Linked DNA regions of Homo sapiens: region 1 is linked to region 2. A link is an interaction called in ENCODE POLR2A ChIA-PET data of the cell type or tissue named here. Cell type or tissue: PC-9. All regions are shown on one strand. Links, peaks and the distances in the headings refer to the core of each region. The heading gives the core; the rest is flanking DNA.

Region 1 (9,196 bases), core at 3,377-5,876, 680 kb before region 2:
AGCTTTAAATCCAAAATTTATAGGAGAGATATGAAAATACACACCTTATAATACATCTCAGCCTCTACCTGAAATTAAATGACTGCATTCTGCCCTGACAATTTAAATTTGTTATTCAGAATGAATGTTTTAATTTTTTTAATAAGTGTTTTGTTAACTTTTATCATTAATCGTTAAAAGTTTTCACATTATAGTCCTTAAAAATCCACTTTCATAAGCTAAAAGTGATTTTGTCTTTGGGCTGACTCCCCTCATGGTTGCAAATAAAGTAGCATGCTCCTTCTTTTTAGTGGGTAGGAAGTGCTGTTAAAGTAAGAAAACTTTTTGGAAGTTTCCTCTTAACTCCTTGACCTGAATTGGCAATAGTTTCCAATAGTCAGGTTAAAAATACGTAACTTCAAGTGGAATTATTTAACTAATTTTTGTATTTCCAAAATTTTACAAATAACACATCTTGAAACTTTTTCATAAAGCAATCGGATATAATTTAAAATATGTACTAACATGCATAATATTTTAGACTTGCCACAGCCTAAAATCAGATAATCACACAAGGTTTTTAAAAGTATGAATTAGGTATAAAAGAGAGTTTAGACCTTTGACTATGTACTATTTTACCTTTTTTTTTTTTTTTTTAAAGAGACAGAATCTCACTCTGTCACCCAGGCTGGTGCGATCTCGGCTCACTGCAACCTCCGCCTCCCAGGTTTAAGCGATTCTCCTGCCTCAGCCTCCCGAGAAGCTGGGACTACAGGTGCACACCACCACACCCGGCTAATTTTTGTATTTTTAGTAGAGACCGGGTTTTGCCATGTTGGCTGGGCTGTTCTCGAACTCCCGACCTCAGGTGATCCGCCCACCTCGTCCTCCCAAAGTGCTGGGATTACAGGCATGAGCCACGGTGCCTGGCCTAAAATTTTTCTTAAAAATCATTTAGTCTGAATACTTGAAAAGAGTAAAAATAGGCCGGGCACGGTGGCTCATGCCTGTAATCCCAGCACTTTGGGAGGCTGAGGTGGGTGGATCACCTGAGGTCGGGACTTCGAGAACAGCCCGGCCAACATGGCGAAACCCGGTCTCTACTAAAAATACAAAAATTAGCCGGGTGTGGTGGTGTGCACCTGTTGAGGCAGGAGAATCGCTTGAACCTGGGAGGCGGAGGTTGCAGTGAGCTGAGATCGTGTGCCATTGCACTCCAGCCTGGGTGACAGAGCAAGACTCCATCTCAAAAAAAGAAAAGAAAAATTTTATATATGTAATTTAACTTGCAAATGACAAGTTTTTAATATTTTCTTATTTTTGCTTGTGTTTGTTTATGCCTTTAATTCCTTGACCAGAATGACTGTAGCTAAATTAACTTTGGTAGTGTATTTTCATTCATTTACTATCTCGTCATTTCCATGGGTCAGGAGTCTGGGCACACCTTAGCTGGGTCCTCTGTTGAGAGTCTCAAAAAGGCTAACCAGAAGGTATCAGCCAAATTGTATTTATTTCTAGAGGTTGGAGTGCTCTTCCAAGTTCATGGAGTTGTTGGCAGAATTCAGTTCCTTGCAACTGTGGGACTGAGGTAGCCATTTTCTTGAGGGCTAATGGCCAGAAATTGCTCTCAGCTCCTTAGAGGCTATTCACAGTTCCTTGCCACGTGGCCTTCTCACAGACCCTCTCAGAGCACAGCAGCTTTTACATCTTCAAGATCATCAGCAGGAGATCTGTCTCCTGCTGCTTCTCTCTTACCTCGAGACTGTCTTTCAAAGGACTTACTTAATTAGGTCAGGCCCACACAGGATAATCTTCCCTTGATTCGCTCGGTGAACTGAGTAAGGGCCTTAATTATATCTGCAAAATGCTTTCACCTCTGCTGTATTCTGTTATCTCGAGACAAGTTACAGATTCTACCTGTACGCAAGGGGAGGGGTTTACACAAGAGTGTGGTTGGCGGGGCGGGAGGGCGGGCCAGGACAGGAATGCAGCCGTTTTTAACAGTTCTGCCTACAACCAACAGGTTGAATGAGGAATTCTAGAAACTGTCTGCTGTTGATCTAGTTATTTACAAATGTATAATTGCAGTATTGTATGTAAATATATAAATATATAATTACTGTAAATTACAAAGGTAAATTACTACAAAAAATAAAAAGTTGGTAATGTTGGACATTCATGTTGCCTAATTCATAATTTAGTTTATTCTGAAAATCCTTTTTGTTAAAAAACATAATTATATAATGACAATTTTGGTGGTAAAACTTTCTAGAACATTTAAGAATTTGTTATTATAGTTCTTAAGTGTCATCTTTATTCGTTTTGACTTTATTTGGCACTAAGTATCATCCTAAGTGAAATTACCATGTCATTAGGATCAACTGCCTTGATTGCAGTATAAATAATGCTATGTGAAGGCAAGGGTTTGTTCTGAAAAAAGAATGAGAAATGAAGTTTTCTGATTTAGTAAGGGGAAAAATAGCCCTCAAGTTAGTCCCATTATATTTTAAAATTATTACTTACCTTAAACTTTCAAAGTACTTTGAAGTCTGTAATCTTGTTTTTTAATGTACAGAGAAAGAAGGAAGAAAGCAAGATCACTTCTACTGGATTTCAGACAGTAGGGATACCTTGTGAATAAAACAGACAAGACACCTGCCCTTTTGGAGCTTATGCGCTACTGGGAGAAGAGATAAGACTGAAAAATAAATTAATAAATGGGAGCACATATTAAGTGCTAAAGGAAATAGAGGAAACAATGGGTGGTGAGTTAGATAATAACAAGTATGTCTATTTTAGATTAGGTGGCCAGGCAGTAACTCAGTTTAGTCCATCTGAGCATTTGCTCTTATTTCAGTAGTTCTTTGCTAACTCAAGGAGCTACTGTACTTAAAAACATGCAAAATATGTTGTATTTGTGGCATAGTTCATATTTACACTATCATAAAATTATGGCCGAGAAGTTAAATATTCTAAATGTGTCAACATAGTTCTCTGTAAAACTGACTTACTTTCCAAATATATTTTGAAATAAAACAATATAAAAATGTTTTCTGTTTTTAGGAATGGTGGAAAGCAGCAGACATAATTGGAGTGGGTTGGATAAGCAAAGTGATATTCAAAATTTAAATGAAGAGAGAATCTTAGCTTTACAGCTTTGTGGGTGGATAAAGAAAGGAACGGATGTAGACGTGGGGCCATTTTTGAACTCCCTTGTACAAGAAGGGGAATGGGAAAGAGCTGCTGCTGTGGCATTGTTCAACTTGGATATTCGCCGAGCAATCCAAATCCTGAATGAAGGGGCATCTTCTGAAAAAGGTATTAGGTTATAAACTAAGATATTAGTTATAATCTAAGATGTTAGCAGTTCATGGAATCTTTTAAAGAAAAGAGGCTAATAATTTTCAAATATCTAATCACTTAAAATTTTAATTTAATTTTTGTTGGAGGAGAAAACACAGCAGTATATCTATAACAGTAAATACTTAGCTCATCTCTTATGCCTTGGTTTAGGGCTGTAAAAACAAAGATGTGTCTTAAATGTTAGTATAATATTATAAGGAGTGCTCAAGTGTGTCCATTTTCAATGTTTTCTCTTAAAGATAGTTCACATAACATTTTTTAAAATATATTTTCTTAAAGATTAGGGCTACTTTAGCCTACAAGTATTTTTACGATCCATATTTGAGTGTTTTAGTTTATACTTTCTTTGGGATGGTTATTGTTTGACCTTTAAGAAACTCTGAATGACACTTTTATTTAGGCTAATACAAATTGTTATAAAAAGCATACTTTGATCTTCAAATTGCTTCTTGAATCTGGTGATTAAAATACAGTTTTCATTTAGTATTTTTTAAAAAGAAAGAGATAAGGTTTTTTTACTCTGGCATTTTGCCAGAGGATCCTCGGAAAAACAAATCCTAATACAAAACCTCAGGGGTTTTTTTCTTATCAGGAATATTTCGCTTGGAAATAACTAAAATATATATAGCTATTGGTCTTTAGTACACCTAAAAAATAATTTTTGAATATTCAGAATACTGAATCCTTACTTGCTGGTCCATTTTGAAACCATTATAGTTTAGCTGTAGCATAGAGAAAAACATGAAATTCACTGTAATTTTTTTTGTAGTCTAAAAGTTAAAAAAGTCAATGTTTTGCTCAGATTGGCATCTTTTCCTTCACCTTTGCTCTAACAAAAGTCTCCCTCATTTAAGAGTGCAATAGAAAATAGGTGATGATGGAAAAAAGAATTGATATTTAAAGCCATTTCTAATTATAATTTTGCTATAACTTGAAAGGGTGATACTTTCCTATCTTGTGTACCTGGGAAATTTGGTGGTCGATTTAAACACCCATACTAACAATAGGGAAAATGTATCTTTCCAGTGATTTTAAGGACTGAAGAGAAGACTTCTCTGAGTCAAACATTCTTTTCCATTTAGAAGTAAATTGTTCTATACAAAATCCAAAGATACTTCTTTGCTATTTTTATTTTTATTTTAAAAGACCTTAAATCTAATGTATTAGGCAAAGGAAGCAAGCACAAAGTAACTTGGGAAAGTGTTTATAGAAATGAGGAATATAAAGCTGTTAAGAACATAAAGTGGGAAACACTGCTTTATTTGGAAAAGAAAGAAAAAGATTAGAATCAAGAAATAGATTAAGAAAACTTATATAATAAGTGTAGAAAATACTTAAAAGTCAAAGTTAAAGGAAAATTCAGTTTTTTCTTTTGAAGCTGAACTTCGGTTAGAAGACTAGGCAGCCATACTGCTGAAGGCAAAGTTAGCAGCTTATCAGCATGCATCTAAACTGCTAAGAACAAATGTTTAAAAGACTATTGGTAACAAATGCTTTCTTGCAAATGGGTCTAAATGCAGTTCTGTGGTAATTCTTGTAGTTCATTTTGTCCTGGAAAAATTGTAAGTGTAATACTGTAATTAAAGTATTGAAATATTACTTTCTGCACTTTGCATTGACACTTATATACATAAGTGTCTGCATTATATATTTAGGAATAGGAAAATAAAATGATTTTGAATATTGCAGTCTTGAGATGCAATATTTACTATAAGTGTTTTTGAAATACCTTTACATTAATAAACTTGTTAAAGTTGACAGTGATTCTGGTAGGATGACTTCACTTTTCTTCATTTAGTAAGCAATAACATACATATATGGGAACATACACAGGAATAACTTATATAAGACCCTGCCTGGATTGAGAACTTGAAAAGTAAAAGATCTGCTTCCCTGCACAGAGTTTGCACACATGGGCATGAGTTTTATAAGGGTAGAAATGTTTTGCTTATTGTCTTTGCCAAATTTTCCAGTCTGAATCAAAACCCAAACCCCCCCCTTTTTTTTTTTTTTCAAGAGTAAAGTGCAACTTTATTAAGAAAGTAAAGGAATAAAAGAATGGCTACTCCATAGGCAGAGCAGCCCAAAACCCTTATTCTCTGAGCTCATTTTTCTGAGGGTAAAAGTCACCCTCTGATTTCTATTTATGGTTTAAGAAATGTAGAAGAGATATTAAGCTTTTGATCACTTTGATTAGCTGGCTGTTTTTAATATGCAGGAGATCTGAATCTCAATGTGGTAGCAATGGCTTTATCGGGTTATACGGATGAGAAGAACTCCCTTTGGAGAGAAATGTGTAGCACACTGCGATTACAGCTAAATAACCCGTATTTGTGTGTCATGTTTGCATTTCTGACAAGTGAAACAGGATCTTACGATGGAGTTTTGGTAAGCTAACTTGTTTTTTAAGATCTTCCTTTGAATTAAGATAGGAGTTTTTATCTAACTTTATTAAAATTTTCAAATGTCTGTTGCATAAAATATTATATTTTTATGCATATGTTATTTAAAATAAGGCATCTTGGGCTTTTTTTTTGAGCAGCTCTTCTTGAGTGTGATTCCCGTCCTAGAGTTAGTTAACTGATACCAAACTGGATTTGATTTTTATGGTTTTAATATAATTTACAGATATAGAAGGAATAAAGATTTTATCCTTTAGCTTAAGAACTGAGCTGTAGAAATCTACAGCTGTGTAAACATAAAAATATATTCGCTGTTTACACTGTGCACACATGCACGTGTGTGTGTGTGTGTGTGTGTGTGTGTGTGTGTGTGTGTAGTTAAATAAAACAACTCACGATTATTGATCAGTTATGGTGGAGGTGGCCATACATCTTGTCCCAGTTAGTCTTTGTGGTTCCTGTTAGGAATGATAACAGTACTTACAGTGGACTATTTCAGCTTTTTATTTGGTCTTTGTGTTATTCTTTTTCTCTTCTGTTTTAACCACCTGTGATCATAACACAATCAAATAGGTTCTTTATCACAAAACGGGGAAAGAAAGAATGAAGTGAGATTTGCTTACCAGTTTTAGCTATTGGGTTTTAAGCTAAACAATAGTACTACAACTTTCTTTGCACTACTTGGCTTCTTTCTAGCAGTGGGAAGAACTTTCTACACTGAAATTCATTTCTGTGTTTGCTACTGTACCATTTCTTATCAATTATACATTTCTTGAATAAGTGATTTAAGGATTAGTCCCTAAGAATTTGTAAAAATATGTATTTTATTGGAGCAGCTTAATGAAATGTTTAATAAATGTGTATTTTGCACTTTATGTACTTTATTACTTTTAATAAATTACTATTGAACTTTTTCTGACCAATTCAAATTAATACGTATAATGTTAGGACTTTATTTTTTAACTGTAATTAATCTTTTTTGTTAAACAGAAGACTTTAAATGTATCTTGGAGAGATAAAATAATGCTTTCACGAAGTGTTAGAGAATGATAGAGACTAGATAAACAAGTGGATTGTTAACTTCTGAATTGATAAAAGATGTATATTGTTTAAATATTAAATTTCTGCATTTTAAGTTAAGTGACCCATAATAAGTACTTTTCTTTCCCTTTTTTTTTTTTTTTTTTTTGTTGTTGTTGTTGTTGTTTTTGAGACAGTGTCTTGCTCTGTACCCATACTGGAGTGCAGTGGTGCAATGGCAGCTCACTGCAACCTCCACCTCCTGGGTTTAAGTGATTCTTGTGCCTCAGCCTCCCAAGTAGCTGAGACTGCAGGCATGCACCACCATGCCGGCTAATTTTTGTATTTTTAGTAGAGACGGGGTTTCCTCATGTTGGCCAGAAATATCAATTCTGGTCTCGAACTCCTGATCTTGAATGATCCACCTGACTTGGCCTCCCAAAGTGCTGGGATTACAGATGTGAGCCGCCATGCCCTGCCCCAGTATCCTTGTTTTGCTATACATAAATTTGAGTTATTAGATAACAGTCATCTTGAGTACGAAGTTCATATTTCCAAGCTGTTTCATTTATGTATTTAGTTATACTTTATGTATAAATAATTATAATTAATGTTGCTATTTAAAAAATGTTAATAGTAATGTGAAAAGTACTGAATTGGGAAGTCGGAAAATACAGGCCTGACTCCTTGCTCTGCCCCATTTACCATAGCCATTCAGTTAATTTTTTTGAGTATTACTTTCTCGAGATGTAAAATGGGACAGAATAATGTTTATAACTCTTTCCAGATCAAAATTTTGTAACATATGCAACTGAATCTAAGAGTTAAATCTAGTTATATGAAATATGTTCTCTCTTTAGGGCAAAACCATATTTTATCATAGAAAAAATATGCTAAGATATAGGTATCAACTGAAGTGATCTTACGGTTAAAAAAGTAAAATTTTCATAGGATGACTTCAGTGGAAATTGGATCTTTTTTCCACCCTTAAATTATTTTTACAAATTACAAAATTAATTGTACCTTCCTACATTTGTAGTAAATATATTTCAAAAGTGTTTCATGATATTGACGAGTTTACAAAAATTTTAGTTATTATAATGCCTCTGAAATCTTTGCCACAAACCACCTATATAACAACTTTAGCCACAAGAGTGTGTCTGTTTATGTTTTAAAACTTGTCACTTTGTACTTGGAAACGTATATTGGTATTCTTCTAAGTTGTGTACTGGTGTAGCCAATTCACAAATTTCTTAGACTTACTGATTAACTTAGTAGCCAAGGAAAGATTTCCTTAGTTCTCTAAAATTAATTTCTATGATGGAAAGATTATGTGGCATCTTAAATTTGATATACTGTGCATCATTGCTTATGTTTTATGTTATGTAAGACTGACCTGGATTTTTAAAAACTGAATTTGGCTAGTGTTTAAAAGGTAAATTTTTACTTTGCAAGGACAAAACCTTATTGCTGAATTTCCTAAGAGTTACATCAAGAAAGGCATCTCAGGCAATTAATGGCTCTGCAAGATAAATATAACTTATTAATAAATTTGGAAATAAACATATTCATTTTATTTATATAAAACATTCAGTCTCTGCAAAAATTTAAAACCAGTGCGCCTAGAAGTAACTCCTTGCTTTTTCTCTTCTTTCCAGTATGAAAACAAAGTTGCAGTACGTGACAGAGTGGCATTTGCTTGTAAATTCCTTAGTGATACTCAGGTGAAAACTGATTTAATTCCACATTTGAAGTAATTAATATGTACTGTCACAATTATGTAAGAAACTAGTCTTTATAATTACATATGTATGAGATTGATAAGCTAATTCTTCTAAAAAGTATGGTAAGAATTTATTAGATAAAAATATTTTGAAAATGTCTACCATAACTAAATTTATTTGTTTAGAATACTGACAATATTTTAGTATATTTCTTCTTTGGAGGGTAAGATTAGTTAGTAGGTAAAGATGTTAAACTCACCTCTTAGTGATGCTATGAAAGGGTTCCTCATTTTTACTACATTAAACAATGCTAAATGCCTATGCTGTGTATATAGTGAGGGGGAAATGCATGTAAACAACCAGTAATACTATATGCTAAGTACTATAATAATGAAAAATGCTGGGGAAAGATGGAGGAATCTTGGCAAGAGTTTGGGGTGGGTTGAAGTCAGGGAAGACCTAAAGGAAGTTATTCTTGATGATCTTAAAGTTCCCTTCCAACTCCAGATTTTGTGATTCTGTTACATACTACTATGATAGACAGCAAAAATTTCGCAGAATAATGAGGACAATTATCTTTAAAATAATAAACCATCTATAGTTCTTTTATGGATTAATTATCAACATAATAAATGCCTTTTTAAAATATTTTAAATGATTATGGATATTGCTTTGAAATTTGTAATAGATGCAGACTTCTTAGTTAAA
Region 2 (2,500 bases), core at 1-2,500:
TAGGTGTTACCGCAGGGATTCTGATTTTGCTCCATCAGGATCCAAAGCCCATGAGTCCTCCATACTCCCTCAGAGTGTTAGATATGATTGTGATACGAAATGTATCAGCTTGGGAATCAAGAAAAAAGCGGGGGAAAAGTGTTTTTTGAGTTTAAAGTTCTGCTGAGGCAGATTGCGAATGGTGGTGGGGTTGGGGGATAAGATTCATTAGTGATCTATGTTGCCTCATGGACAAAACATGCAGATAGCATCCTTATTAATGGTTCCCATAAATCTAGTAATGCAGATGGAAAAAAAGGACACTAGTGACCAGCGTGCTGATTATAAACACTGCCACCTACCCTCAGGCTCAACCAACGAAGAGGAAAAATTCATCCTGACACTTGGGGCCTGTTAACTTCCTCCCTCTCTCGCATGAGGTTTCTATAATCTTAAAAGTTCATACCAAACATAGGTTTATCCTTCTACGTTATGGCATAACTACCAGACCTCCATACCGCTAATGCTGCTTGCACCTGAAAAAAATGTACTATTTAGTCAAATACCTTGAAAACGTACTGATTTTGAAGGCTCTGAGTAACAAAATTTTCTATACTTTTCGTGAGATTGATCTTTATGCACTGCGGTAAAGATGCGTAGAGAAAGCAGTCAGATAGTTACTCAGGTGTTCCAAATGGGGGAAAATAGTTACAAAATAAACCACCCAGGCAATTACCATCCAGTATCTTTAGCACTCAATGATCCACGGGTGGAGGATACAGGGTTAACGTTTTTTAACATCAGGTCTCTCCACAAATAGCCCGCTGTAGCTTAACTGTTACGTTTTCTAAAGATTCATCTTTATAAACAGTACAATTATTTCCCTTTGTAATACAAACAGAAACAATTAGAAAGCAACATCTCCTGCAATTAAGATGTATGTACAGTATTAGTATAAAACCAAAGAGTGATATTTGAGCTATTCAGGATTATAAATTGATTTTGTCCCTGTGGTATTCTCTACAAAGGGTGTTTCAAAAATAAAGACTGAAATCTAAAAATATATCTTTGGTTTGAAAACTTACTTAAAAGCATTTTTAGAGAGTGTGTGTTTTAAACAGGGGGTATGAAATTGCATCGGGAGCCTAGATTTCAAACTAAGCATTTCTTATTTCACTCCCTAACCACAGAACAGTTCAGATCTCAGATTCAAACCAGAGGGCCACAGAAACCAATTTGAGATTTTCCGAAGAGACTTCACTGAAACGTATGGACAAAAACATGTTTGCGATGAGTCATATTTTATAGGACCTTAATGGCCAATAAATGCCTTATGTGTCTTTCTTCCTACATTCAGTATCACTCCCAAGCAAGCTGGTGACATATTTTCCAGGCCTTGATAATTTTTATACCGTTACCAGATCTCGGTTACTAAGATTCATGAACAAAACCCTTTCTTGCGCTAATTTTTTAATGCCATCTAAATGAAGAGAACGCGATTCTTTCCAAACTAACTCTCCCCAACCAGGCAGTTAATGCCCTTCGCCAGAATAAGGGCGCGATACTTTTAAGACCCCAAAGAGAAGCTCAGGTGCTTTGGGGGTACTACAAGTAAAAAGACAGTGGGAAAGGTTCCTGGAGAGCCGCTTTGGGGGAAAGGCAGACATAACAACAGGATATGTTCGTTTCTAGAGGAAGCAGGAGCTGCAATAGCCCCGGAGCAGGAAAGGCGGAGTCAGCAGCGCCCAAAGGAAACGGGCGCGCCAGGGTTTGCTGGAACCGGGGTTGCTTAGGGGTTCTCGCCCCGTCTAGTCCGAGACTGCTGAGCACCTCGCCCCCGGGGGACCAAGCTCAGGCCTCCTGGCACTAGTGGTTATAAAGAGGTACCCATATGCTCTCTGCCGCCCCTGCCAAAAAAAGGGCCACGGAGGGGAAGAGAAAAAGCACACACCAGGCGCCGCGGCAGGTGAACTTGTCAACAAGTCAACCCTGGACGCAAGTCCCTGCCCACCAGGGAGCTCGGGGTCCTGGGGCCGGAGCCGCCGGGAAGGCGAGGCGCGCGGTGGGTGGGTGGGGTGGGCTGGCATGGGTGCCGGTGCTCCCAGCGCTGGGGCCGGAGCGCGGAACGCTTCCCTACCGCTCCCCCGGGGCTGACGCACGCTCTCACGGCGCGCGCATCCTCCAGACCTTCCCAGGCCGGAGGGAGGAGGGGAGGGGAAGGGGCTGATGCGGTTCCCGCACCGGGATCCGGGACCCGAGGAGGCGACTCGCCTATCACGCGCCGCCCGCGGAGGGCAGAGAAGGCAGCTCCTACCAGGCGTCCCCGACCGTCCCGGCTGCCGGGCGTCTCCTGCTGCTTCCTGCAGCCCGCCCGGCGCGCCCCCGCCCCGACCCCGGAGGGCAGGTACCTCGGAGCCCCGGCCCCCAGGAGCCTCCCGGCCGCGGTCGGAGCGTCCCTCCGGATCACTCATCCGACGTCAGCGTCAGCCGAAGGCGAGGGAAAGGGGCGGGGGGAGCGCAG

The links. ChIA-PET counts read pairs that join two places held together with the same protein. Peaks named below come from ENCODE experiments on the same cell type or tissue, not always from the same donor. Only the 100,000 strongest peaks of a DNase experiment are listed, where the experiment ranks them.
Region 1: POLR2A ChIA-PET joins it to region 2 with 11 read pairs; 2 of 35 experiments call an interaction of 5 or more read pairs at or near these places.

Annotation. Positions count from the first base shown.
Region 1 is chr7:7,580,076-7,589,271 of GRCh38, forward strand. MIOS (meiosis regulator for oocyte development) reads left to right here. Exons shown (of 13, transcript NM_019005.4): 6 at 3,043-3,297; 7 at 5,561-5,730; 8 at 8,423-8,488. Among named protein-coding and RNA genes, the nearest start is that of MIOS, 18 kb to the left of the region's middle. In PC-9, for the core only: no CTCF peak of the experiment used is centred there; no DNase peak of the experiment used is centred there.
Region 2 is chr7:8,259,707-8,262,206 of GRCh38, forward strand. It overlaps ICA1 (islet cell autoantigen 1), which reads right to left and starts at 2,461. Exons shown (of 14, transcript NM_001136020.3): 1 at 2,388-2,461. In PC-9, for the core only: no CTCF peak of the experiment used is centred there; DNase peaks (open chromatin) are centred at 1,285 and 2,465; H3K4me3 peaks cover 1,894 bases; H3K27ac peaks cover 1,781 bases.